3 separate regions of the Homo sapiens genome follow, and all the other regions are linked to region 1. A link is a contact called in ENCODE Hi-C data. All regions are on one chromosome and are shown on one strand. Each heading gives the region's core, a stretch centred on a gene start or an enhancer-like site at or near the end of the contact. The rest is flanking DNA. Distances are from core to core; before and after follow the strand shown.

What was found. Hi-C counts contacts between places; a loop is a spot of excess contacts on that map. Pooled maps may share reads with other maps.
Region 2: a loop to region 1 is called in a map of GM12878, with 2.8 times the contacts of the local background. The contact joins the promoter of EPS8 here to the promoter of ARHGDIB in region 1. A Hi-C loop is called at or near these places in 1 of 168 maps with a recorded cell type or tissue (GM12878), 2 of 37 single-sample maps with no recorded cell type and 10 of 50 pooled maps.
Region 3: a loop to region 1 is called in a map of B cell, with 13 times the contacts of the local background. The contact joins the enhancer-like site here to the promoter of ARHGDIB in region 1. A Hi-C loop is called at or near these places in 2 of 168 maps with a recorded cell type or tissue (B cell and OCI-LY7), 14 of 37 single-sample maps with no recorded cell type and 6 of 50 pooled maps.

Annotation. Positions count from the first base shown.
Region 1 is chr12:14,959,405-14,963,305 of GRCh38, forward strand. It overlaps ARHGDIB (Rho GDP dissociation inhibitor beta), which reads right to left and starts at 2,197. Exons shown (of 6, transcript NM_001175.7): 1 at 2,133-2,197. RefSeq lists enhancers at 540-649, 1,900-2,019.
Region 2 is chr12:15,787,396-15,791,296 of GRCh38, forward strand. EPS8 (EGFR pathway substrate 8, signaling adaptor) reads right to left here and starts at 1,993. Exons shown (of 21, transcript NM_004447.6): 1 at 1,766-1,993. RefSeq lists silencers at 1,061-1,140, 1,471-1,590, 1,851-2,200.
Region 3 is chr12:14,155,169-14,159,069 of GRCh38, forward strand. No RefSeq gene overlaps it. Among named protein-coding and RNA genes, the nearest start is that of GRIN2B, 180 kb to the left of the region's middle. Within about 2 kb of position 2,108, at least 2 of the 41 ENCODE cell types and tissues checked have a DNase peak (open chromatin) inside an H3K27ac peak, as active enhancers do; they include B cell and OCI-LY7, where a contact is called at or near this core.

The DNA.
Region 1 (3,901 bases), core at 947-3,446:
TGTGGCTATTGATCCTTTTTGTATCAGTATGTAATTTTAGTCAAATTATTGAACACTTCTGCATTCTTCTCAGGAACAAAATTTGAAAGTTTTTATCACCAGGCCTGACACATAGAAGGCACTCAATGAATGTTGGTTCTCCTTTTCTATCTGCATAATTTCGACTCCCCAGGGCTTCTCTTTTCCTGCTAGCTGATGTTTGTCATGTACTGTGCTCTCCCAAATCAGCTCAGACCCGTATCTTTCCCTCAGAATGACTTTGTGGTGCTGAGTGTCTACTGAAAACAGAACCTTAATGTTGCTCAGAGCTAACTTCCCTAGGGGACAAACTCATGCTCTCCAAAGCAAGGAAGGACCAAATTCCAGTCGAGGCCTGAAAAATGCTTGCCAGTTTCTGTTCAGTGACAGCATAGTTAGTCCTCAGGTTTTGCATCTGTGAAGCATGGATGGAGAAAGAACTGTCTCTTAGAATTTCACACATCTCACAAAAGAGTAAGATGCTCTTGTTACTAAGCTTGTGCTATATCTGCTTTGGGAGGGAATATATTCTTACAAATTAAAAAAACACAAAGCCAATGGCAAGATTCACGATGCCTGCTAGGGACTGGACCTCTGCCCCCTGTCTCTCCGGACCAACAGGTGCCATGGTCCTCTTGATCTCCTGTGCCTGACCATCCCTGCAGTGAAGATGGCCAGGCCAACCCTGACTCCAGGGGCTCTAGGTCTCCATGTGAAGTGGTGACCATGAGCCCTCCGGGTGAGAGCAGTCTGCCTTTCCCCACTCTGAATGAAGAACTGCCCAGGGCTTGCCAGACACACACCTCAAGTTACCATAGGTCTAGAGTTTAATTACAGATTATGTTTATGAAACATGCTGGCTGGGAAGTCCTCTAAAAGGGAAGAAAGTATTTCAGGTCATACCTAAAGCACTTCTCCTAATGGTGGCTGAAATTCAGACCTTGACATTTTGAAGGCCCACTGATCAGCTGTCCTAGCTGGGCCCCCTTGAATTTTTCTCAAACCTGTCTCTTAATACGTTATTTGGTGTTTTCCATGTTTGCTGTTAGTTATCTCATACCTAAAGGGCTATTATCATTATTAATATTTTTATTTTTTGAGCCAGAGTTTCGCTCTTGTTGCCCATGCTGGAGTGCAATGGCGTGATCTTGGCTCACTGCAACCCCTGCCTCCTGGGTTCAAGTGATTCTCCTGCCTCAGCCTCCCAAATAACTGGGATTACAGGGATGCACCACCACACCCAGCTAATTTTGTATTTTCAGTAGAGATGGGGTTTCACCATGTTGGTCAAGCCGGTCTTGAACTCCTGACCTCAGGTGATCTACCCGCCTCGGCCTCCCAAAGTGCTGGGATTGCAGGCGTGAGCCACCACGCCCAGCCCTATTATTATTTTTGACAACAACAGCAAAGATCTGCCCATCCGACTGCAGGAATTTAATACACAGCCTTTGTCAGTGGTAGAAATTCTATCACTGTATGACTCATGAGTACATAACAATGTGCTATACCATACTTCCTCTTTGAGGGATAAAGCCCCTGCACTCTAAGGGAGGATTTCATTATGCATTTCTCTTATATCACCAGAAAATTATTTAGTGGAAGACAGTTTAATATTTGACAGCTTTGAACCATTTTTTTTTCTCTTTCAACCAGTCTTTTTACATTGTCTGCTTAAAAACAGGAAACCACATATCTCCACCCCAGCACAACCCACCATCCACCAGCACAGACCGTATCATTTTGGATCTACAGTCTTTTTCTTCCAAGCCTGGCCAGGTGCCTGCTCCTACTTTGCAGGAAACCCCTCCAGGCACTCCCGGTGCGTGTTCTCAGAGCCCTTCTGAGAATATTCAGGATTGCACTTCCTGGGCTGCAGCGCACCCTGTACCCTCCTTTTTTAAGCCTCCTCCCCTGAGTCACTGCTACCCTTCCCTCCTCTAACTTCCCCTTCTCTGCAGCCTCCTTAGCAATTTCTTATCATAAAGTTTGTTTTAAAGAAGAACTGCCCCTCTAAAAAAATAATAAACTGTCGAGGGCGGTAGCCCCGTCTAGAGGTTTCCGACTTTGCTCTGTGCCCACCTGAAGCCTCCCCAGCCCGAGGTATTTGAACTTACATTCAGTGCTTCACGTCTCTGTCCGGGGTGCCTCTGTCTCTCAACTCTGACTTCTGAGTACTGGCAGTTAGAACAGGAAGGAAGTCAATGAGAAAAAAAAATGTTTTAGACCTACTTGAAGAGGAAACCCTGGGCTGTCTCAAATCCTGTTCCTTTGCACTGCCTATCTCTTGATCAGCCAACTTGAGCAGCATTCTTGTCAATTAATGGCACATGTGCGAGCATGACAGCCCGTGTGACGTGGAGATGCATGAATGTACACGCAAGAGTGTGGAGCCTATAGCTATGGGTATTATGAATAATTGTGAGGGTATTTCTGATAATCAGGTCATTGCAGTGCATAAGCCTATGGAGGTAAGGAGCCTGAAACCAGTAGCAATAAATTCACATCGGCTTTACTTTGTACCACTCACTTCTGTTCCCACTGGGTCCCCGCCAGCTTCATTATCAACCAGATACGTTGAAAGTTTGCTGGCAGTGAATGTAGAGTGCTAAGAAATGATGATTGTTAACTGCATATACTACGGTCCTAAATTTAAAAATGTGTCCTTAAACAGATTTTTGGAGTTTTGTTGGTTATAATTTCAAGACGTAGCTTTGTATTGCACTACAAACAGTCAAATATTGTTTTTAATAGTTTTGGCTGATTTTTCTTCAAATGAAACAAACAAGCAAGCGAAAGTACTGTCTTTGATGAAACCTAGGAAAGAAATTACAAAAGGAAGTAAAACTTCATTAATTCATAGTCTTCCAACTCAGAATTTGTGACAACTTAACAAGTGCCAAAATAGACTTTGTACCATATTTGAGGAAATGGTTTATGAAGTAATTTAAATGGGAACAAGTCTCGGAGGCCATGTTTAAACCATCTGAGGAACAGTTTTTAAGCAGCCAAGTCACATTCATGCTGTATATTCCCGTAGCTGTTACCAATAATAAATGCTTATTTAGGTTAATATTTCAATATTCAGTATTTACACTACATCAATATATTTAGATCTGACTAAGCACACAAATTTGGAGAAACTGACGTTTATTTTGTTTTCACCTAAATGTACTGCATCTTCTTCATTTCCCTTTGTAAATTGATACCACAGGGTTTGCCTTCTACTTAGAGTCAATGAAATCGGAATAATCAAGGGAGTCATTTCACGTGAGAAGAGATTAGCCTAGAAAAATATGAAAAGGAAAATAGTATATAATTAAAATGAGCAAAAATACTAAAAGCCTAATACCACTTTATTCTATAAATTTTAAAATAGCATAGACAGAATACAGCCCTTGAAACAATGTACATAACTTTATTGTAAAAACAAAGCAAACCCTAATTTACACAGAAGGCAGTAACTTACACATTCTATAGCTCTGCACCCTCAAGAGGGGATACATTTATTCATTCCATAACATTTATCGAGCACCTCTTTTCTTTCAAGTACTGTTCTAGTTCCCTTGTGCAGCAATAGACCGCAGGCGACATCTCTGCTGCCCTGTGGAACTTATGTTGTACCTAGGAGACAATTAAAATAACACAGGCAGAATACATTAATTGTAACAAGAAATATTTAAAAATGAAAAATGGTAAATGCATGGTCTCTATTCCACCACTCATTTCTCATGTTATTAGGGAACACCTCACTAGGCAAACCTGGCTTTTTTTTTCCCTCCAGAGCCCAGTGTATATCGGAGGGTATGGGAGCACCCCTTCCCAGAAAAATCTGTAAAATCAATACATATTTTACAGATTTGTATTATAGATTAATGTATTTATT
Region 2 (3,901 bases), core at 743-3,242, 830 kb after region 1:
AAAATAAATCTTTAAGTTTGATCACAAACAAGCAAAATATTCAAAATTAGACATTAGGTTCCTGACAGGAAACAAAAGAAACATCACCCTATTAAGAGTGGGGCTACTAACAGTATAAGTTAAATTACACTTACTGGAAATTACTATATAATATTCAATGACATTGGGAAGTGAAAAAAATTACAAAGAGAATGCACCAAGTCTTGTAAACAGCGGTTATCTCAGAATAGTAGAATTAAAAGCAAATTATATTTTCCTTCTTTTTTTTCTGCTATAAAGTGAATGACTTGTGGTGCAATCTTACAAAGTCTCAATCTGTGTATTCTGCAATAAAGGCATTATATTATCACTATTGCATTTGTGATACATTCTACCTTACCCTTTATGTGACAATTCTATACTGTTTTAACTGTCAAATTGTAAGTAAAAGTGTGAATTCGTGACCAAAAATTTTCCACACCAGCAACTTAAGAACTACAGCAATATGTTTAGAAAACTGCGATCCCAAACAAAAAATCTATACTAGGTGAGACAGGATGACATTGACTTTAATTCCAATAGACTCACTACCACATGACGTCCATTACTAGTGCTCACTTTCCAGAACCCAAGGAGCTGTGGAAGAATGGAGTCCTTTCAATGAAAATAAACTAGAGGCAATACACAACACAGTTACTTTGAGGGGCTTTTTCAATATAAAGAAGATTGCCCGGAATCCTAACTCTCCTATTTCCCAAAAATGACAAAGCCAAAAAGTCACACTCTTCACACATCTGAAATCAAGTTTTACCTGAACTCATCCTAACATATTAGCTCTTTTACCTATTCCCCTTACTATCTAAGGCAAGAAACCTTGAAAAGAGAAGCAGTAACACATTTCACTGAAACATATTTTGTAAAGGAGGATTCTAATTCCTAATCCTTCACCGCTCTAGATGTCTGCGGATTTCAAATCCTAACCACGGCGTCCTGCCCCCCGCGAGATTCCAACAGTACTACGGGCCCTATGGGAGGAGGAGGATTTGAGAAACACTGCCGGAGAACGGTCGGTGCAAAGATTTTGCAAACAGGTAGTCCTAGGAAGGAAAGTAAGAGTGAGAACATCGGAGAGGGCAGGGAGTACATGGGTGGGGAAACCCCTTTCAAATGCATGAACTGACCACAACCGGAGAAAGGCCGTCTGTCTTCCCAAAAGTAAAATGGTGAGTAAAGTGGAGCAAGCTAAGAAAGTCAACAGCCATTAGGCATTGACAACGATTCCGAAACAATTAGCTATGTTAATTCGAGGGGGTAAACGGGGGTGGGACCCTGCCCTAAAGGGTCATTTTGAAAAGAACCCCTCCCCATTTGAGGCGGGTTGGCAGAGCAGCGCACAAATCCCAAGTCTAACGTAATAAGCCGAGATCGGGATACTCGGTCTGCAGTCGCCCCACGGACCAGATGAGCGCAGGTGTATCTGCGGAAGCTCAGGTTACCATGAATATCACTGGGCCACGGCGAACCCTCCCTGCCCAGCCTCCCGGAGCCCTGGGCGCGGGTCTGCACGGGCCCCACAGCTTGCCCGGACCCGGCGAGCGGACGCCTCCGGCCGCAGCGCCCTACCGCACCTGGCTGCCAACACCAGTTGAAAGCAGTCAAAGTGAAGGGAGGCGGACGCGGCTCCTGGCACCGCTCCGATTCCAGCACACAAAGGCGGATTTTTAAAATCGAGAAAGTCAAAGCCGCCGGACCCCGGGACCGGCGCCTTTCGCCAAGGGGCTCTTACCTCGGATCCGCCCTCGGGGCCACGGCTTTCCCCGGAGACGCCGCGAGCCCAGACGAGGTGGGAGGGGACCGGGAGAAAGCCCCCCAATCTGATTCGCGCCCAGCCAGTCGTCCGCGAGCCGCGGAGCCGCCTTCTGCACCCAGCTAAAGAGCAGCGATCTCCGAGGCGAGCACAGCGCCGGCCTCGCGCCGGGCGAGACCGCCTCGCTAGCTGCTGCCTGTGAAGTCTGGAGCCGCCCGCCCGCTCGCAGCCAGTGCCAACCGCGCGCCGCGCATGCCCAGTGCCCGCGCGAGGAACGAGCGAGCGGGCGGGCGGGCGAGTGCGCGCCCCGCAGCCAGGAGCGAAATCCGCTATCCGGGTCTTGCCGGCAGCCGAGCCGCAGAGTTCTGGTCGACTCCAGCGCTTGAGGCGAAGTGGCCGGTGAGGCCGGGTGGGCGGGAGAGGGACCGGAGGAAAGGAGACGGGGCGCTGCGCCAAGTTATCAAGGCCGCGATCAAAGTCGGACCAAGGCAGCGAGTCGACAGCAGGTTTCCAGAAGTGCCCTAACAGGACTGACTAGCAGCCAGGAGGCGCAGGAAGGGGCAAAGAGCGTGTGGAGAGCTTCGCCCCCGGCGAGGATGGACGCCCCGGGCGGAGGGAGCGCTCGGGTTGCAACACCCAGTCTGGCTGCACAGCTCGTAACCCCTGCCCTTTGGCGGCAAACAAGACGCATCTAATGACCAGCCAGCCTTCGTCTTCCTCCTCTGATCATCGGACCTATTTTCCCCCTTTTGTCGCTCTCCTCTTTTTTTGTCTCTCCAACCCATGCGGTAAACTGGTGGTGCCCAAGGCCCTCCATCGGGTCCCTGAGAGTCTCCCAACTGCCGGTCCTTAGCGCCAGCCTGCAAGCCCAGACCCGCCTCGCCAGGCTGCCTGTGAGCCTATTTTTCATGTAGCTCTTGCCAAAAGCCCTGATGTGGTTTGAAGTAGTGGAGGCTTCTTTCACTTTGTGCCTCTCGTACCTTAACCAACCCTCATAACCTCCTCTCTGAGTAGCTCATGGAGCCTCTAAAAGAGAAGTCCATGTTCTCATAGACATTGTGTTTTCTCACTCTTAAAACTCCTCATTGTCATAGCTACTCCCCCAATCCCCCCATGCTGTCCTAACTTCGAAGTCAGTTGACTTCCAGAAGTCCACGAAAGCCTATAAATTAAACTTGGTTAAAAGAGATTGGACTTGCTTGCTTTGTGAAGCAAATAAAAGCACAGTCAGGGAGAAACGACGTAACATGCCAAGGTGGACATTCAAACCATTCTAAAAGTTGGAATCGATATAACGGCTAAGTCCAGTCCCCTATTTTAAGTGGGAATACTCTCTCCAATATTTCCACCAGACCACTATCCACTTGAACATTTCCAATGTTGTAAATTTCTATTTTTATCATTACATATAACCATGATTATTTGTTGAATATTTACCTATGCCAGGAACTGAGCAACTTACACACATTATTCCTAGTCCTTAAAATGAGATGGGCCTTATTATACCTATTAAACACATTAGGAAAATGAAACCCAGAAGTTTCCTTCTTTTTGCCAAAGCCAATGCTGACGCCAGAATTAACAACCAGGTCTGCTTAACACTATAGCCTGTATCATTTATGAACATCAAATCAACTTCCCTGATACTACTGGTCTTGGTTCTGCCCCTAGGAACAACACAATATGAATCTCATTCTTTATAGACACTGCAAGCCTTGAAATAGTAGGGGCAACTATTAAGTAACCAACAGATCTAATACATTTCTTCAAAAATTCTCTTTTAAGTGTTTTTCAAATAGCAGTGAGCTGCCATAATCACACTATTCACCTTGCTTTGAATGTGTTTTGATTTTCATTCTCCTCTCTAAATTGTGCACTGAGAATACAATATTCAAATACAGTGGGCCAAGAACTGAGTTCCAGTTCTCCAGCTGCTGATCAGCCACCCCTTTGATGCAAGCACACACTACCTAGATTCAAACAGAACACCCAAGTCTATTTCACATCAACTAAATTAAACCGTATCTTCCACCTTTCATAGTCTATACTTCTATGTATTTAAATCTTGATTTTTGTTTTATTCTTATTAAATTTTATCGTGTTTGTTTTAGGACA
Region 3 (3,901 bases), core at 858-3,357, 800 kb before region 1:
ATGGGAGAAAATATTCACAAACTATGCATCTCACAAACATCTAATATTCAGAGTCTATATGGAGCTAAAACAAATCAACAAGCAAAAAACAAATAACCCCATTAGAAAATAGGCAAAGGACATGAACACTTTTCAAAAGAAGACATACAAGAGGCCAACAAACATGAAAAATGCTCAGCATCACTAATCATCAGAGAAGAGCAAATCAAAACCATAATGAGGTACTATCTCAGACCAGCCAGAATGGCTATTATTAAAAGTCAAAAAATGGCCAGGCGCAGTGGCTCACGCCTGTAATCCCAACACTCTGAGAGGCCAAGGCGGGCGGATCACTTGAGGTCAGGAGTTCGAGACCAGCCTGGCCAACGTGGTGAAACCACATCTCTACTAAAAATACAAAAATTAGCTGAGCATAGTGGCACATACGTGTAATCCCAACTACTTGGGAGGCTGAGGCAGGAGAATCGCTTGAACCTGGGAGGCGGAGGTTGCAGTGAGCTGGGATCGCACAACTGCACTCCACCCTGGGTGACAGACCAAGACTCCCTCTCAAAAAGAAAAAAAAAAAAAAAAAGGTCAAAAAACAACAGATGCTGACAAGGCAGCAGAGAAAGAGGAACACTTAGACACTGCGGGTGGGAATGTCAATTAGTTTGGCCACTATAGAAAGCAGTTCGGAGATTTCTCAAAGAACTTAAAACAGAGATACCATCTGACCCCACAACCCCATTACTGGGTATATACCCAAAGAAAAGTAGATCATTACACCAAAGGACACATGCACTGGTATGTTCATCACTGTGCTATTCACAATAGCAAAGACATGGAATCAACCTAGGTGCCCATCAATGGTGGATCAGATAAAGAAAATGTGGTACATATACACCATGGAATGAATACTACACAGCCATGAAAAAGAATGAAATCATGTCCTTTGCAGCAACATGGTTGGAGCTGGAGGTCATTATCCTGAGTGAATTAATGCAGGAACAGAAAACCAAATACCACTTGTTCTCACTTATTGGTGGGAACTAAACATTGAGCACACACGGACAAACATGGACACTGTGGACTACTAGAGAGGGGAGGCAAGGGAAGAGTGGTGTGTGAGTTGAAAAACTACCTATTGGCTACTATGCTCACAACCTGGGTTCAAACCTGCACATGCACCCTCCACATTTAAAATAAAAGTTAAAATTTAAAAATTAAATAATGCAAACATATAGGAAGAAGGAGGAGGAGGAGGAAGAGGAAGAAGAGGAGGAGGAAGAGGAGGAAGAAAAAGAAGGAGAAGGAGGAGGAGGAGGAGAAGAAGCCACCGCCTAAGGCCACTGGGCTTGCTGACCTGCCCCAGAGCAAGAGAAGGAGCACCAAGGAGCAGGACTCAGGGGTATAGCTCGATGGGGGAGGGGCACAGATGATTCCCTTGGGTCTCTGTTTCCTGAGGCATGCAGAAGATGGATTCTACAATTTGCTGCAGACCCTCAGTAGGGAACCTTGGAGGACAGATGTCCTCAATACCAATGCCAACAGAGCACCTGGGATGGAGCCTTATCAGGAGCATCTAAAGTCATTCCCAGTACTACCAGTGGCAAACCACTACCCTTCAAGCAACCAGCCAGACAGTGAGAATGATTAAAAGAAACGTGGGGAGGTGCCACCATCTGCATCCCTCAGCCTTGTTCCTGACTCAGTCTCAGGGAGGTAAGCAATGGAGGAAGGAGGGAGATGGAAAGAGCAGGTGATGACAGCCACCCTGTTGACCTAAAGAAAGAAATAAAGGCACAATTAACATAGAGAGTTTATTTGCGCCAAGGTTGAGGATGGCTACCTGGGACACACATTTAAGCTGCCTTGAGGAGTGCTTCTATTTAGTCTTTGTTACAAGCAGGTTTTTAAAGGCAAAAGGGGAGAAGGAGTGGGCAGATACAAAGTTGTTAGACAGGAATTCTCACTGATTTATGGAATTAACATTGGTTAGTGATTGGCTTTACGTTGTTGAACTACAGTGTATGAGTTATGATGTCCAGTGCAATGCATTTTATGGCTACTTGGCATCAGTTACTCTAGAGCCCACAGAGCAGGTGGCTTTAAGATGAAATGATTTAGCTCAAAGGGAAGTGAAACATGACTGCTGTCACACACTGTCACAATTCAATGCTTCACTGGGCCTGATAATTAAAGAGGGTTCACTCCCTTCCTCTAGGCCCCTGAAACCTGAACTGGAGAGAGGAGTGAGAGAGCTTTGAATTAAGCATCAGACAGATGTTTGTTATGATTTGAATGTATGCATCCCTCCAAAATTCATATGTTAGCAGCTAATACACAAGGTGATGGTATTAGAAAGTGGGGCCATCGGAGGGTGATTAAGTCATAAGGACTTCACCTTTATGAATGAGATTTTGTGCTTACAAAAGGGCTTGAGGAAGTGAGTTTGCCCCTTCTTCTCTTCTGCTATGTGAGGACATAGAGTTTGTCCTCATCAAAAGATGCAGCAACAGGGCACCATCTTGAAAGCAGAGAGAGAAATTTTACCAGACATCAAATCTGAGAGATTTGTTTGGTGTTACGTATAGATGATGTCTGGTAATTAATGAGACAACAGAATGTTGTAGGATTTGCTGTCTTGGCTACTGTAACTCATACTACACATCTACAAGACTGTTGTTTAAATAAAATGTAGATAATTAATTCTCAATTTGCTTATAAACTGAGTAATGTTGTACTATAATGTGAACCCAAGAACATGTTGGAAAACATCCACTGAAAAATATATAACACTAAGAAAATTGCTGTGATAACAAACCTACAATTCTGGCCAAATAGAGCAGATATGTTGTTATTTGTGGTAAATCTAATAAAGCAGGTTATTTGAGCTTATTTGTGTTGCTACTGTAGAAAGTAGAATCTCCACTCTCTCAAAAATGTTTAACCAGTATATACAAAGTAATTCGTCACCAAAAGCAACTGTCTTATTTTAATATTCAAATTTTCTGCTTGTTTCTCCTTTACTAAATTTAAAACTCTTTATTGAATACATTCTCAGAGCAATTCTACTTTCTACCAAATCTGCCAGCAACTTGGTCTTGGACTTCCCAGCCTCCAGAACTGCGAAAAATATATTTCTTTTTCCGTTTTTCTTTTTTCTTCTTTCTTTTTTGAGATGGAGTCTTGCTCTGTCAGCAAGCTGGAGTGCAGTGGCGTGATCTCGGCTCACTGCAACCTCCACCTCCTGGGTTCAAGCGATTCTCCTGCCTCAGCTTCCCGAATAACTGGGACTACAGGCACGTGACACTATCCCCAGCTAATTTGTGTATTTTTTAGTAGAGATGGGGTTTCACCATGTTGGCCAGGATGGCCTCAATCTCTTGACCTTGTGATCTGCCTGCCTCTGCCTCCCAAAGTGCTGCGATTACAGGCATGAGCCACTGCGCCTGCCCATATTTCTGTTATTTATAAATTATCCACTCTCAGTATTTTGTTATAGCAGCAGGAACAGATTAAGATAATGTTTTAAAATGAAGAGGACTAGGGCTCACAAACTGAAACAAGACTATTCTGAATAGCCCAAAGTGACCAAAGTAAAAGAAATCAGACTGAACTACCATTAAGGGAGCTGGTTCCCAAGAGAAAGTGGTGACTTGGCAGAGAAAAGTTGGTGGAAGTTATTGGACAAATCAATCATTCAGATTTACACCACAATGAGTTGAGTCAGTTTTAAAAACAAGTTGCATAATGTGGAGATGTGTGCCAGTGTCCCCCAGTATGCTTTCTACCGATTCTTTTATAGATTTGCAAATAGATTTGCAATTCTCAGCTGAGCAAATGTCCACTGAGAATCAAGAATACACTTTCTATCCTGCATTGCAGCTAGGTCTGAACATTTGACTAATTCTAGACA